Linked DNA regions of Homo sapiens: region 1 is linked to region 2. Evidence: read pairs that join two places in POLR2A ChIA-PET (ENCODE). Cell type or tissue: B cell. All regions are shown on one strand.

The links. ChIA-PET counts read pairs that join two places held together with the same protein. Peaks named below come from ENCODE experiments on the same cell type or tissue, not always from the same donor. Only the 100,000 strongest peaks of a DNase experiment are listed, where the experiment ranks them.
Region 1: POLR2A ChIA-PET joins it to region 2 with 5 read pairs; 1 of 35 experiments calls an interaction of 5 or more read pairs at or near these places.

Annotation. Positions count from the first base shown.
Region 1 is chr13:77,132,527-77,140,526 of GRCh38, forward strand. It overlaps MYCBP2 (MYC binding protein 2), which reads right to left. Exons shown (of 83, transcript NM_015057.5): 51 at 7,521-7,637; 52 at 6,670-6,810. Among named protein-coding and RNA genes, the nearest start is that of MYCBP2-AS2, 55 kb to the left of the region's middle. In B cell, no CTCF peak of the experiment used is centred here; no DNase peak of the experiment used is centred here; H3K27ac peaks cover 330 bases.
Region 2 is chr13:77,039,036-77,047,035 of GRCh38, forward strand. MYCBP2 (MYC binding protein 2) reads right to left here. Exons shown (of 83, transcript NM_015057.5): 83 at 5,622-6,458. The coding sequence ends at 6,343. Among named protein-coding and RNA genes, the nearest start is that of FBXL3, 16 kb to the left of the region's middle. In B cell, no CTCF peak of the experiment used is centred here; no DNase peak of the experiment used is centred here; H3K27ac peaks cover 1,060 bases.

The DNA.
Region 1 (8,000 bases), 93 kb after region 2:
TGTATAAATGCATGGAGATATACAGAAACTCAATTCTGTAAGAATTCAGATTATATGGGAACTATAAAGATACCTCAGAATACTTCCATTTGTCTATCATCTACTTCCCTTGATATAAACTTTCTCTTCCACTCAACCCCCCTCACAATGTTAAAAGATCTCATTTTTGACAGAGTACCCAAAGAATTGGGTGTGTAAGTTTGAAACCATTAACATCTCCTATCATAGAAGTACACTTGTTTTCCAAAAAATTAAGCTTGTGATTCCAGAGTCTAATGTCTTCCTTGGTAGGTGCATAATAAATTCTCTCTTCATCTTTTTACTTGCATTGTCCCTGATATTTGAAACATTCTACTAGCTCACATTTTGCAGATTCCACATCTTCAGAATTTTAATTTAAAATCAATCAATGTTCCCCAGGTATGCAATCAAAGAATAACTCATGTCATCTTCAATACATATGGTATTCATCCTCATTCAACCATTAAGGTTATAAGTATTTATCTTTCTGTAGTTTGGCAGTTCTAGTCAAAGTAACAGGATTATTACAGCTATAGTTGCTTCATCCTTTTATAACTATATTTATCCTTATCTCTCCACTAGATTAATGCATACGGAACATAAATGCATGGGCTTTGGAATCATATCAACTGGTGTTCCAATACCAGCTCCACTACTTTCTACTTGTGATCCTGGGTGAGTGGCTATCTTTACTCATTGCAAAAATGAGAATTATAATATGCTTAACATCACAGGGTCACAATGAGGATTAAATGAGATAATTAAGGCAAGGAGCATATATATGTTAGAAATTATTTTAAACAGAATGATCATATCAAATGCAAAGAACTAAAATTAAGCATCCACAAATGTGTAAAGCATCAACAAACTGTGAAAACCTACTATGAGCAAAGTGTAATTTTTAATGCTTAGGAAGAAACAAATGTGAGTGAGAAGGGATCCTGAATGAGTCCTTATCCTTAAGTAGCTTAAAAACAGAAATAAGAGGTACATAAACACAAATGGGCTGAAGGCAAGAAAAACAAATATTATGGGTAGCTGGAGAAAGAAGTAAGCCTTCTCTACTTCTACAGATTAAGTGCTGCCTGAGAAGGAAGAGAGAAAGCTATTCTCCCCAGTACATATCTGTTTTCCACCCTCAATTCTCTGCTTTACCTATATCAACTATTCATTAGTTCACATACATAGCATGTCCCCATAACTCTGAACATTTGATTCTCTGTCTAGAAATTCCTTTACTGTTTCCTGGCAACTTTTCTTCAAGTCCTCCTCAAATGTCACTTAAGTGAAGCCATTCCACAACTTATCACAATGCAATTTAATTATGTGAATATGGTATGTCTACCACATTACATGGTGAGTACTCCAAGGATCAGAACTTCACCCCATGTTATTTACTCTGTATCCCTCCCCTCTGCATCTCCACCCAATGCCTACTTTCCAGCTTAGTATTTATTACTAACAAGAATGCAAATAAGAATTCTACGAATAAGAACTCAAATATTTACTAAATGAGCAATTAATGAATTAATGACTATAGCAAAAATGGAAAATAAAGAGAAGATCACCAACCAATTTTTGAGTCTGGACAACTTAAGATTAGAAAAAAATGGAAGTGAAACCATTCTAGATAAATTAGACAACAAAACAAAGACTCTTAAGACATAAAACTGGAAAGCATGTTCTCAGCCGGGTGCAGTGGCTCACGTCTTTAATCCCAGTCTGTAATCCCAGCACTGTGGGAAGCCAAGGTAGGTGGATCACTTGAGGCCAGGAGTTCGAGAGCAGCCTGGCCAACATGGTAAAACCCTGCCCGTCTCTACTAAAAATACAAAAATTAGCTGGGTGTGGTGGTGTATGCCTGTAATACCAGCTACTTGGGAGGCTGAGACATAAGAATCGCTTGAACCTGGGAGGTGGAGGTTGCAGTGAGCCAAGATCGTGCCACTGAACTCCAGCTTGGGTGGCAGGGCAAGGTGCTGTAAAAACAAACAAACAAACAAAAAACAAAACAAAAAACAACAACAAAAATAACAAAAAAAAAAAGGAAAAGTGTTCTAAAAAGGGCAAAAAGTTCTACATAATTGATAATGAATGCCTCACAGAGGATCTGAACCCTTCATCTATTTAGCTCTATCTTTCCCATTGACTTAAAAATTATTTTGGAAACGATACAGTCATAATATGAATGTCTAATGTTATTTTGTCTCTCAACTAGAGCATTACTAAAAACAGTTAAAGTCACTTTGAACTAAATTAGGATATGAATATTTTTCAGTCAAATATGGTGTTTAAATAGAAAGACTGATAGATCCAAATTGAGCTAAAGTTCATACTTAACGATGAATACACGAATTCTAAAACATGAGTAAACAAGACAGCATGACAAGATCACTTTAAGGATTATCTAAAATGGGTAATTATAGTAATCTTATTTTTAAAAATAATTCATCCAACATTCAGTCAGTGTTCAAACTTCCAATCTCTGCCCCCATTCCTCTCTCTATAGTTTGTTTGAGTTGGGATCCAAATAACGTGCACACATTGATGTCAATACAAAATTGTTTTAACTAGAAAAGGTTGAAGAGATAGACACAAACAGTGCTGAAGGCAACTTTTCAGTACTTTCACTTCTTTTTAAGTTAGCAGCATTGGTGTTTGAATACTTCTAATTTGATTTCATATCTCCCAGCTTTCATTTTTTTATTGAGTCATGTTTTACAATTAACAGCCATGATTAAAGTTCATTTACTTTAAACGAACTGAAGTAAGAAGGGAGAAAGATAGTTTTTCCAGCAGTAAATGTATAAGACATACAAAAGAAGAGGCAGCAAGATGCAACTATTTAGGTGTGTTATTTCCTTGAGAAGATGAGAGGGAATCATTATTCTATGTCCTACCATGTTTAGCCCTGCACAGTCAGATACTCATAAAAAAAATGTACTGACTGCGTAAGGGGTCTGCCCTAGTCCCTACAGAAAATCATACCTGTCCCTGCCTATGCCAGGCCTCTGACTCTGTATGAGTCCTCAGTTAATACCTGTACTGAAGTAACTTTATCCCAGATCTGTTTAGAGCCCTATGCCAATTAATTTTGCCATACTGTACCCCATCTGTCATCTTTGATCACCACCCAAAACATAAATCCTTATGTCATCTACCTGTTCTTTCATTTTTATACCAAACTGCTCTGTTTCTTCCTGATCCAAACTATTCCCATCCCCCCATGACTTTAAATTGTGTCTTATGGACCCCTTCCTCCAATGGTAAACACATTGTTTTTATCTTTTTTTTCTTTTTTTTTTTTGAGACGGAGTCTCACTCTGTCACCCAGGCTGGAGTGCAGTGGTGTGATCTCAGCTCACTGCAACCTCTGCCTCCTGGGTTCAAGCAATTCTCTGCCTCAGCCTCCTGAGTAGCTGGGACTATAGGCGTCCACCACCACGCCTGGCTAATTTTTGTATTTTTAGTAGAGACAGGATTTCACCATCTTGAACTGCTAACCTTGTGATCCACCCGTCTTGGCCTCCCAAAGTGCTGGCATAATAGGCGTGAGCCACCGTGCCCAGCCTGTTTTTATCTTTAACTTTGTGAGTCACATCATCTGTGTGTCTTCAAGTCCATGCAGATGATCTTCCACCTGCCTAACTTCTTAGTTCCTAGACTTAGGCACTTGTAGTGACTTCCACGTGCACTGCACTTCAGCCACCCTCCCATGGCAATGTAATAGAGTATCTCATTTGTTAAAGTGCCCTACCTATGATATCAAATACAAATATTCTACTTTATTGCCTGCATTTTTCCAACTCTTTAACTATAGTGCATTCACTATATTGTTCTAGGATTTTATTAAATCTTCTAAATCCCTTGGACCTTCCATTTGTCCTTTCACATTTCTAACTTAGGTCTGAGTCCACATTCCCAGAACTGATAATCTTAATTGCTATTTCTGTCACAGCAGCTCAGCAACTAGTACTATAATTTGCTTTCTTGGCTCTTTCTTGGCTCTTTTAATTCCAGACACTTAGGGCAATAAAGGACTAGGCAGGGGATTCCAGTTGGGTCTATACAGTGGTCTCATTGAGTCTTTAGTGGCCCAGTAATCCTTCAAACAATATTTCAAATATTCATTGCATTTCTCAACCCCCTAACTTAACTCATTCTTTTGATTCTGAACTGATCGTTTTCCTATCTTCTATTTTAAGGGAACTTGTAGTCTCCCTCAACCTCTTCCCTTCGTCCCTCCCTCCTCTAAAACATAACTACTGCCATGCATATTCCCCTCTCTTTTACAGAAGCAAGCTCTCTAAGGTGCCCTTAATTCCATTTCCTCCTCCTGTTTCTCAGTCTTCAGTCTTGTCATCTATATCTTTAATTTCTCCCTTTTTCTACTAGTATCTTTCTTTTAACTTATAAAACTCTCAAGTCACTACTACTCTTAAAATGAAGAAACCAAAAAAACCCTAGCTTCCTAACAATACCAGACACTCTTGAGCTGTTTACATTAACAACCTCCGCACTCACATTCCAGTGAAAACCACCCACAAGTATCTGTATGCCTCACTCCACTCCTTACCGCTCCTCTAACCTTTGTTACTCCCTTCTTTCCCTGACCTTAAGGAGACTGTCTACTACAGATTGTCTCTTGGATGGGGTTCAAAAGCATCAAGTAACAGAACACAATGCTTTAAAATAAAATCGTGGGATTCAGAATTGTGACAGATGGTACTTCTTGCTCTTCCTTTCTACTTTTGTTTATTGACTTGCTTTATCTGTGTGAGTATCTTTCTCTCCCAAAAGCAGCTCCTCAAATGAGCAAAGAAATCAGAGAAAATTTGGACTAGGAAGGTAGAAAAGATAATATAATCTGGAATAACATTTTATTAGGGACTTAAGAAAATTTTCTTAAATAAAACACACAATGGCCAGGTGTGGTAGCTCATGCCTGTAATATGAGCACTTTGTGAGGCCAAGGTAAGATGATCGCTTGAGCTCAGGAGTTTGAGACCAGCCTGGGCAACATAGTGAGACCCCATCTCTATATTTTTGTGTTTTTTTTGAGACAGAGATTCGCTCTGTCTCCCAGGCTGGAGTGCAGTGGCGTGATCTTGAATCACTGCAACCTCCACCTCCTGAGTTCCAGCGATTCTCCCGCTTCAGCCTCCAGAGTAGCTAGGATTACAGGTGCCCGCCACCACACCTGGCTAATTTTTTGCATTTTTAGTAGAGACGGGGTTTCACCATGTTGGCCAGGCTGGTCTCCTGACCTCAGGTGATCCACTGGCCTTGGCTTCCAAAAGTGCTGGGATTACAGGCGTGAGCCACCTCGCCTGGCTCTCCCATCTGTATAAAAAACAAAAACCAACTCCCCCTTGCCCAACAAAAAAGTCTATATTGGAAAAAAAAACTGTACAAAAGTGGTTGCTATAATTATCTCTTTAAAATACACTTTCATAGAGGGTCAAAATCCTTTTTATTTTTAACTGCAGGTATAAATCTGAGGAAAATTTAATAAGACGTAATTGATGTAATTTTTTAATTTAAAATTTAGTATTTTACTTATAGATGTATCATTGTTCAACTTAACCTCCGTAAAGCAGTAAGCCAACACTCTAAATCTTCTTGATCACATATCTTCCTTCTCTTTCTTGCTCTCTGTCTATATACAGTCTCCACTGTGCTATTATAAAACATACACAAAAGCATATAAAAAAGAATGAGATCAATAAATAGAAATAGAAATTCCAATGTTTTCTTCACCAAAGAATTGTCTTGTATTATATAAACTACTGCTTTGGAGAACATTATTATGGACAATCAAGGAGAAAGTCAAATGGAATATACTGAATGGTTTGATACAATAAGCTAACTTTATAAACGGATTTTTAAGAAATTCAACTGTTTAAAATACTAAGTTTTTAAATAAAATTTTACCCGTGCTATTTATTAGCTCTATCCTAAAGAGCACACACATTTGATGGTAATGAAAAAAGGAAAAATCATTCTTTCCTGGTTAATATATAAAACGAAGTGTGGGTTATTATTATACTTCATGAAGTAGCAATCTTGTGAACACTGGCTCTATTCTACTATACTCAACAAGGAGGTACAATGAATTCTCTCAAAGACTAGGATTTAACTTCAACTAGAATACAACGGAGCACCACAAATCTAAATAATAGTATTATAAGCCGAGAAGGAAGAGAGTCAAAATTAGACAGAACACACAGAACTATCTGCAAAATGTGAACATAACATACATTTATACATGTTTTTGAATGTATAATTCTGAGTTCATAAACTTTAGTTTGGAATTCATTCCACACAGCTGTATAAATAAGAAAGAAAAAAATGTAACCACTCTCATTTTCTACCTCTTTGAAAGGAATTCAGTAGTTTTAATTAAGTAGCAATTAATTAAATTTACTACTTCCTGCCTATCTGTGATGGATCATAATCTGCACTAAGGGCCTTAACCTTGCCAAACTTCACTTTCATTACACAGAAGCCCTTAAGAATTCAAGAAATTGTAAAGTAAAGGTTACTTAGTTGTGGGTTACCTCAGAACTGAAAAGCCTTAATTAAAGAAAGCTCTGTAAAACAAACAGCGTGTATCTATAATGCTTTTTAAAACCACCTTTTACTTACGTCAACAGGGACCAGAAGACTCTTGCCAAGATGTTGATTAAAAGAGAGGCACCAGGCTTCAGTGTAACCATTCATGTTAGGGACATACTTCTTTATTGTCTCATCATTCAGCCTCAGCCACACACCATCATCATTATGGATCTATAGAAAAAAGCAACAGAAACAAGCCAGGCCTTCCTGTAAGTCCTATGAGGCTAGCAAGGTCTGAAAGTCTGCAAAGCAGAAAAATGATGGTGCATGTGCAGATTAAGCATCTAGTTTTTGCAGAAAGTAAGTCTGAGAGACCCTCCAGGGAAAAAAAAAGCAGCAAAGAGTGCCAACACAATATGGTAATTCATGTGGCAAGACTGTAAAAACAATTTCACTTAGGAATAAAAACACAAGGAAACCACACTTTAAGATACATAAACAGTAAAATCAGATGTTTCCCAAAGGAATATGAGTCTTCCTTCCCTTATATTTATATTTTAAGAAACAGAAGTTACTTGGTTATATTACCAGAAAAATATACTGTCCAAAGTTAAAGCAGTAAGAAACACATTTCAAAACAAACAACATTTTAAAATGTCATGAAGAACTATACCCATTTTCAGTGAATACATGTACAGGTTCTGAATACTATGTCGAACATTGTTCTTTTCATGTTCAAAATATAATTTTAGTCATTTTTTAATGATAAAATAAATGAAATGTTTGAAACTCAATGAACACATTCTATAAAATAGTTTTAAAATATTTCCCAAACTGCTTAAAACATATTCTGACAAAAAACTCAGTAACCTTATTATTATGCAAACAATGCAAAAACTTTCTGTCCAAAATTTACTACCAAAAGCTCCTTTATCAATTACCTCATCAATAAAAGTGATAGTTCCATTGACTTTCACTATGCCTATCTGCTCACTCTGAAGGGAAGGGTGGCTACGGATGCGAAGCCCCGCACTGTCCTTGGCCACAAATTTTCGAACCTGAGAAAGGCAAAGATAAACAGTGAGGTAGGAAGAACATAGAATAGAGATCTTACAAGTAGCAAGAAGTAAAATTAAGCAGGTTTGAAAGTATCGTAATTCTTAATAAGGTTCCAGAATTATTTGTAGAGAGGCTCCCTCTGCAAATAACAGTATAACAACACTAACAACAGAACTTTTAAGCACTGAAATGTGTATTACTGAAAATAAAGCTTAGACAATTATATATATTTTAACTCATTTCTAAATACTGAAGATACGTGTTAAGAAGGATAAAAACCATTTCTTTCTGTTAGAAAAATAAATTCAATTACCAATATTTCATTTTTTTAACATGCAGTTTACCAAAATGCCTGTACTTAC
Region 2 (8,000 bases):
TCTAGGATTCGATTGTAAACTCTTCAAAGGAAGGAAGTGTGTTTTGTGACTCTTGATTATAGCCTTTATCAACTCTTTCCAAGATTACAGCCATAACTTCCCAACTGTCTTATCCAGTGGTGGTGTTTTTCAAGCCACCTTCTGGCCTGCTTCCTGCCTCATCTTCCTAGAGCACACATTCGTGCATACCTCTTGCTAAAAAAAAAATTCCAATGATGGATGATAAAATCAAACTGTTGAGAATGAGATTCTAGACCAGCACTGTTCATTACAAATGCGTGCAAGCCACATATGTATTTTACATTTTTCTAGAAGCCACTAAAAAAAGGAACAGCTGGAATGAATTTTAATAATTTATTTTATTTAACCCAGTATAGCCAAAATATTCTCTGTGTAATCAACATAAAAAAGTATTGAAATACTTTCCATTCTTTTTCTTGGTGAGACTCAGTGGCCTCATCTGATAATATTTTGGATAATATTTTGTAGGTTTGTGGAAGATGAACACATCATGATGCTTGTGAAGCCCATTGTATTCCTTTCCTGTTGCTGCTGTAACAAATCGCCACAGACCCGGTGGCTTAAAACAACACATTTATGATTGTGTAGTTCTGGAGATCAGAATTTTGAAATGTACTAACAGCAGAGTGTACATTCCCTGTGGAGCCTCCAGGGGAGAACCTGTGTTCACCTTTGCCAGCTCCCAGAGGCCACCTGCATTCCTTGGTGCCTGGCCCCTTCCTCCATCTTCAAAGCCGACAGTGTAGCATCTTCAAGTCTCTATCTCTGGCCTCTGCGTCTATCCTCACATCTCCTTCTCTGACCGTGACCCTCTTGCCTCTCTTTCCCATATTAGAACTCTTGTGATTACATGGGCCCATGGGGTCAATCCAGTGTACTCTTCCCATCACAAGATCTGTACCGTTAATCGCATCTGCAGAGTCCATTTGCCATGTAAGGCAACATCTTCACATCCCAAGGGCTAAGACGTGGACAGATTTGGGGGGATGGTTATTCTGCCTGCCATGACTGTGCAGGGCCACGGTAAGCCCTCAATAAATGCTTTGTCTAATGGTTATAAAACCTGGATTAAGGTCCTTAATAACATTGAATTATTTGCAGGATTCTGTATTTGTGTTCCATGGCTGTCTCATCCTACCACCTGGCAGAGCGCGCCACACATCTTGACAGACTCTCATGCAGTTCATTCATCAAGCGCCTTCTCTGTAGAAGTCGTGGTTACTAAACACCCTCATGAGAGTGTACTGTCAAGTGTGGACCTAGACCAGGTGTTCAAATATTTATTAAATTAACGAAGCAAAACAGCTTACCTGGTGCTTCTGAGGAACACGTTAATGCCTCAGTTCTCACCATCATCTCTCCCTGGAATGCCCTTTCCCACTTTTGCTTGTCAAAACTGATCTATCCTGAAAGACTATCTGCGTTGGCTTTTTTTTTTTAAATTAACAGATGAACATTGTATGTTTTAAATGAAGATATCTCTGACCTTGCTTGTTACTGGAGAAACTTACTGTAAAATTGATGGCCTTTTCTTGAGCAATTTGATAACATTGTATGGTTACAGCGAGACACTAATCTTTAACCTTGGCTTTTTCTTTCATAATTTTTCTTCACTGTAACTCCCTCCAGCGTATATCTTTTTGTAGTCTTGTTATTTTTTTCTAAGCCACCCTAAGACATTTGAGAAATGAAGCCATAAGTAAGTCATTTAAAATGTATTACCCTCCTGTGTCAGGCAGGTCCTCTAGGAAGCAGATGCCAAGATTAAGTTAGAAGTGCAGAAAATCTGTTGGGGGTAATCCCTATGAAAGATAAAGTGATGAGGGAGCAGGAGTGGGCAGGGAGAGCCATTAGACTGTGATGCAGGTCTGGCATCTAGGAAAGAAGAGAGAAGGAAAGATTGGGTAGGAAAAGCCTCCGACTGCAGGGCAGCTGTAAGACAGTCTCAGTCGGCCTGAGTTCTTACGCAAGACCGCGCACGCAGGAGTGCCGCTTGGGCAGAAATGGCCAGGCCCGAGAACCCCATCTGAACTCTATCACAGGCTGGGGCTGCCCTGGAGGAGTGTGACATTGGGTCATATGTGGGGGTGATTAAAGCTGGAGGCTGTCAGCTAACTGGACTCCTTGAGGTGGGGCCTCCCCTGAAGGGAAATCTGGGTGGAGGTACCTCCTGACGACACTGAACACTCTTGGAGGCATATGCTGTCTTGTCCCCTGTGCAACCTTGGCCATACGATAAGTGTCCTGAAATTTAAAACTTTGAGTACTGACATGCCTGATACCCAAATAAAATGCTCACTGGAGCATTTTGGATTTCAGATTTGGGATGCTCAACTGGTAATGCAAATATTCCCAAACCTGAAAAAACCCGAAATCAGAAACACTTCTGGTCCCAACCATTTTGGATAAGATGTATTTCATAAATTAGTATTTCTTTTCATAGAACTAGCAGTAATGTAACAATAATAGCATGATGTGATAGAGCTTGGGCTTTAAACCCAGAAAGCTGTGAATTCACATCTCAGGATTTTTTTTTCTGAAGCTAAACTACAGCTGGAATCTAGTGCAAATAATTTCTTTAAACAGCCAAAATGGGATTAATAATGCTTTACTCTCAGAGTTGCCAGGAGGATTAAATAAAATGCCTAATTTCACTGGCTGCCTTTTAGGAGGTGTTGAGTAAATGTCCTCTCCTTTGCTCTCTCTTGAATAGTTTATTGTGGGATAAAGCACTTTTGTATATACCTTCTCATTTGATTTTGATTTGGAATAATTTCTAATAAATTGAGATTTTAAAAGGTATGTGGCTGACTCAAGGCCACCCAAGCAAAAACAAGGCAGAACCAAGGCTTGAATTCAAAGCTTCTGGTTTCCATCCCAGCACTCTATGCACTATCGGCAGTTTTCAGGAAAATGAGCCGCAGTGTTCCATCATACAGCCAATAGCAGAAACACGTGATGATGTATAGGTAGAATACAGTGACACAGTGGGCAGGGAGATATATTGGGCTGAAAATCTGAAAAACAATACAAATTACTAAACATTCTGAATGAAAAGTGAATAAAGGGAGCATTGCATATATTTTATCAAATAAGCTTATTGAGGTTGGGTGCGGTGGCTCACACCTGTAATCCTAGCTGAGGCAGGTAGATCGCTTCAGCTCAGGAGTTTGAGACCAGCCTGGCCAACATGGTGAAACCCTGTTTCAATTACAAAAATTAGCTGGGCATGGTGGCTCGTGCCTGTACTCCCAGCTACTTGGGGCTGAGGTGGGAGGATCACTTGAGCCCAAAAGGCAGAGGTTGCTGCGAGCCGAGATAACGCCACTGCACTCCAGCTGGGGCGACAGAGTGAGACCCTTTCTTAAAAAAAAAAAAAAAAACCCAAAAAACTCAAAAAACCAAAAACCAAAACCAAATAAGCTTATTGATAAAATAGGGAGATTTTAGGCCTAAACAGTCTAGCCATAATACTAAGAAAAATGGCTTTTCCTAGGCTTGAAAATATAACGGAAAAACAATTTCTTTCCAGGAAGATTCACTGACATCTACCACTGTGATTCTGCTTTCTGTCTCCTGCCTTGGATGTTACATGCAGTGTTTGAAGGATGGTCCTTGTGTGTAGGATGCTTGAGCTAAAAATGCCTGCCAAAGCCACTCCTTCCTGTGCTTTGTCATAATTTATTGCTAAGATGTTTATGTTCTCTGGTTTTGAGGTGCTAGAGATCCTGACTAAAAGTGACTTCCTCATAAATGAAGATAAGTTGAAGTCATTGTGAGTATTCACTACACAGCTTTGTTGATTTTATCCCTTTCATAACTTGAGATGGCTTTTTTAGCCAAGCCATCTCAATAGTTTGTTTCTTTTCCTCTACGATTTACAAACTGAGCTGACCAGTTTGCCAGCAAAGTTAACTGACGCAAGATGGTATTCTTCGCAGCTATTAAGTGTCCATAAAGTCTCTTATCTGTGTGGCATTCTCAAGGTTAGTTTCATTCCTGTGGCCTGTGAATTTAAGTCAAATATACTGACAGTGTCAAGTCAAATATACTGACAGTGTCCTCACTGCATTCTCCCCTCCAGTTTTCTTGTAACAGCTTTAGTCTCTCTACGTACTTTGTGTTTTCTGGAAACATTTTCAGTCAATCCTAAGCTTGAACACTCATACTTACTGTTCTTTGATCATATTCTAGATTTTCCTACTTAGGTATTTCTCATGCCTTTCTCCACATCTCTGCTCCTTGAAATGCTACTTATTCTTCAAAAGGCAGCTTAAATGGCCTCTTAGCTACACTCCCAACGACAAAACAATAATGATTTTTCCTAAATCCTGAAGCATTTGGCTTGGATATTTTTATGAAACTTATTAGAACATTCTGTAAAATAGTTACCTGTGCTCAGATCTGATCTTTATTTTTTAAGTTCCTTCAAGGCAAAGATTGTTTTAAATTTCTCATAAATGCTTAACACAAATGTCATTAAATTTGTCAGTAATTCTATATTGACAAATTAAGTTCTATATTTCCCACAGTTGGAATTTAGAACAAAATGTGATTAAAACTTTTGCTAGTCTTGGCCAGGCGCGGTGGCTCACGCCTGTAATACCGGAATTTTGGGAGGCCGGAGGCGAGCGGATCACCTGAGGTCAGGAGTTCAAGACCAGCCTGGTGAAACCCCATCCCTACTAAAAATACAAAAATTAGCTGGGTGAGGTGGCACACGCCTGTAGTCCCAGCTCCTTGGGAGGCTGAGGCAGGAGAATCGCTTGAACCTGGGAGGTGGAGGTTGCAGTGAGCCAAGATGGTGCCACTGCACTCCAGTGTGGGCAGCAGAGTGAGACTGTCTCAAATACAACAACAACAACAAAAGTTTTGCTAATCTGATGTATGATGAGTCAACAATCAATAATTTGGCAATTTCATGACTCGAGTGTCAAAAAGATGTACCTAAACACACCGTTGTCTATAGAAAATGAATAAAAAATTAGTGATTTTATTACTTTATATGAACTTCAAAAAGGGGCTGGGTGCAATGGCTCACGCCTGTAATCCTAGCACTTTGGGAGGCCAAAGCAGTGGGGATTGCTTGAGTCTAGGAGTTTGAGACCAGCCTCGGCAACATGGCAAAACCCCATCTCTACAAAAATTACAAAATTAGCTGGGCATGGTGCTGGTGCATGCCTGTAGTCCCAACTACTCAGGGGGCTGAGGCTGGAGGATCGCTTGAGCCCAGTTGGAGGCTGCAGTGAGCTGAGATCACGCCGCTGTACTCCAGCCTGGGTGACAGTGTAAGACCCTGTCTCATAAATAAATAAATAAAGTTAAAAATGCTGCTAGTTAAAATAGAAGTTAATTTCCTAAATGCTTTCTTCTGTCTTTGGTATGAATATATTTACCTACGAATATATATATATATATTTATGATCTTCTGCTTAGGGTTTAAGATTCCAACATTGCACTTCATTACTATTCTTATTTTCTCTAACAGTTTTGAAAATTATGAATGTGTTGTGTTAGTAAATTTCTTTCTGAGGAAAACTGGACTTTTAGACCTTAAAGGTGTTCAAATTTTGTTTTTTAAACAATACCTCCCACAGTGGTAGACTTTATCACTGTATAAAAATGTACAGTGGTTTTATTGACATGTACATTCCAATATGTTTACAGCTGCAAGATAATGAGGCACACTCAGTATTGCACTTCATTAAAATTTCAGGCTCAAACTTAACCTAGAAGTTTAAATGAAATTGCATTTGTAATTTAGTAATTCTTATACAGGACAAACATTGATATGTTTATATACAGTGTGATACTTATTACATTTATATGCTGTCCTAACACAATGTTTTTTTTTTTTTTAAATAACAGTCTAGGAAATAAACCAGAATATTCCTCTTTTTATCCCCACCCGTGATGCAATTGTACAGGATTACAAAAAGGCAGTATACAATAAACAATGATTATTTTTCTTTTTTGCTTGAAAGCCAGCATCGTTCTTAGTCCATGGGCATGGCGATTCTTTTATATCAATTATCTATAAATGTCCAATGCTTCACAGGCCAATGACGGTAATGGCCACATGCAAACACCTCACAAGTTTGATGTCATTTGTTCAAAAGAAGATAAACCAAAATAATGGGGAAACTTTTCATAGCAAGAATTATGTACATGGTATTTGGTATCCTTCTTGCACTGTGAATGGTTCATTTTCATGGATGTAAAAATGGTCCCGTCCTTATCCTGAGCAGAGTTTAAACTTCACCGCATCCTCTTGGGGGATGAAGGCAATTTTTCTCTCTGTAGACAAAGGATCTGCGTGTTCTAAAAAGTGTGGGCATTTCTGCACACTCCACATCCCAGAGCAAACTCTTCCCCAGTGGGTGGATGAACAACATGGAGTGGACATTCAGTTCCTTCTAACTGCTTGCCTTTGGGACCTGTATAAATTTGAAGGAGGCAAAGGAAAATAATGTTTTAAGAATACACACATATAAACCTCACAGAAATATAAATCACTGATAGGTTATTCAAAGAAATAACATGACTATGGTTATACAAATATAACATTTAGAAATTTTTCTTCTGATCACAAAAGTAAAAAATGTTCACTATAAAAAATTCAACACAGATATGTACAATGGAAGAAGTGATGGGGTCCCTTACTCACTATATCCTGCCTAGAGAGGATCACTTCGAGCTACAGATCTTTTTCTATTAATAAATGCATCAGATATATCATTTTAAAACAGAGTAATGAACAAAAAAGGTCACAAAACCCCTCAATTTAGTCTGGCAGAACATTATTTTTCTGAATAGAAAACAGGGAGATTTTTGTGTAGAATGTTTTTCTATAAGTAAAAACATTTAAGTTTAAAGAAGCCATGTTTTCCCTTTTATTTTTACTGATGAAAAAGCCCACACTGGTAAAATGGGAAGGCCAATGATTCCTGTAATTTTTAAAAGTACCTGAAGGATATTAGCAGGAAAATGAAAGTTATCAGGTTAAAAACATGAACAATGTTATAAAATACAATGTGGAAAAAACACTTTGGGGAAGATATGAATTTGTTGATAATAATCAAAGTAGGCCTATCAAATGTACCAAAAACAGTATTTTAAAAAAGAAAATTATTATATTAATGTGCTTCACGTCATGGGTTTCATATCATTTAGAAAAGATTTTTAGTTCCTTTAGAAACCAGGAGGCTTACTTTGTCAGAAAAACACGCTAGGCTTATACTTGAAAGCAGAGTCCCTATTTAATAGTAGATGAAGGAATAGGAACTCTGCATTAGTTTTCTACAGCTAGTTTTCAAAATAATAAATCTAAATTCTGATTGTGCTTGAGAGAAAAATATCACGAGATTGGATGGAATGAGCTTACACTGATCAATGAGGAATGACGTCTCATTTACTTTACCTTTTCTAGGTTTAAAAACATTTCTGACATAAGAGAAGGAAACCATGATGGATAAAAGGCTAGCATTTATAAAGCTCTTAGACTGCACAGTATAATACCCAATAAATGTTGGCTATTACTACTATTACTGAACAACCACAAACTGAGGCCTGATCTAGAGGAATAAAAAGTAAGTTCTGTACAAGAGTAAGACCAAGACATTAGAGTGTCAAACTGAAGACAGCTAATCTCAGAGAAGTCAACTTCAGGTTAGAGCTAACAGGCATGAGAGTGGCAATGAGTGCCACCTCAGACAAATGCAGGCACAGACCTCAGGATGGGTCAGCATGGGAGGATGCCAGAGGTTTGCTAGAAAGTTAATTATTCCTGTTAGAAAGTAGTTCAGTAGCTCCTGCTCCAAATCACACTGCAGATTGGTGCCCACCCCACCAGTGGGTGGGGGAGAGTGCGCAGGATGGGGACACTCAATGGCAGATCTAGTTCAGATACACAACATATCAATGGTGGTGACACAAACTGCAGCCCTTGGGTTTTTTCAAGGAAAAAATGAGTCATTTAC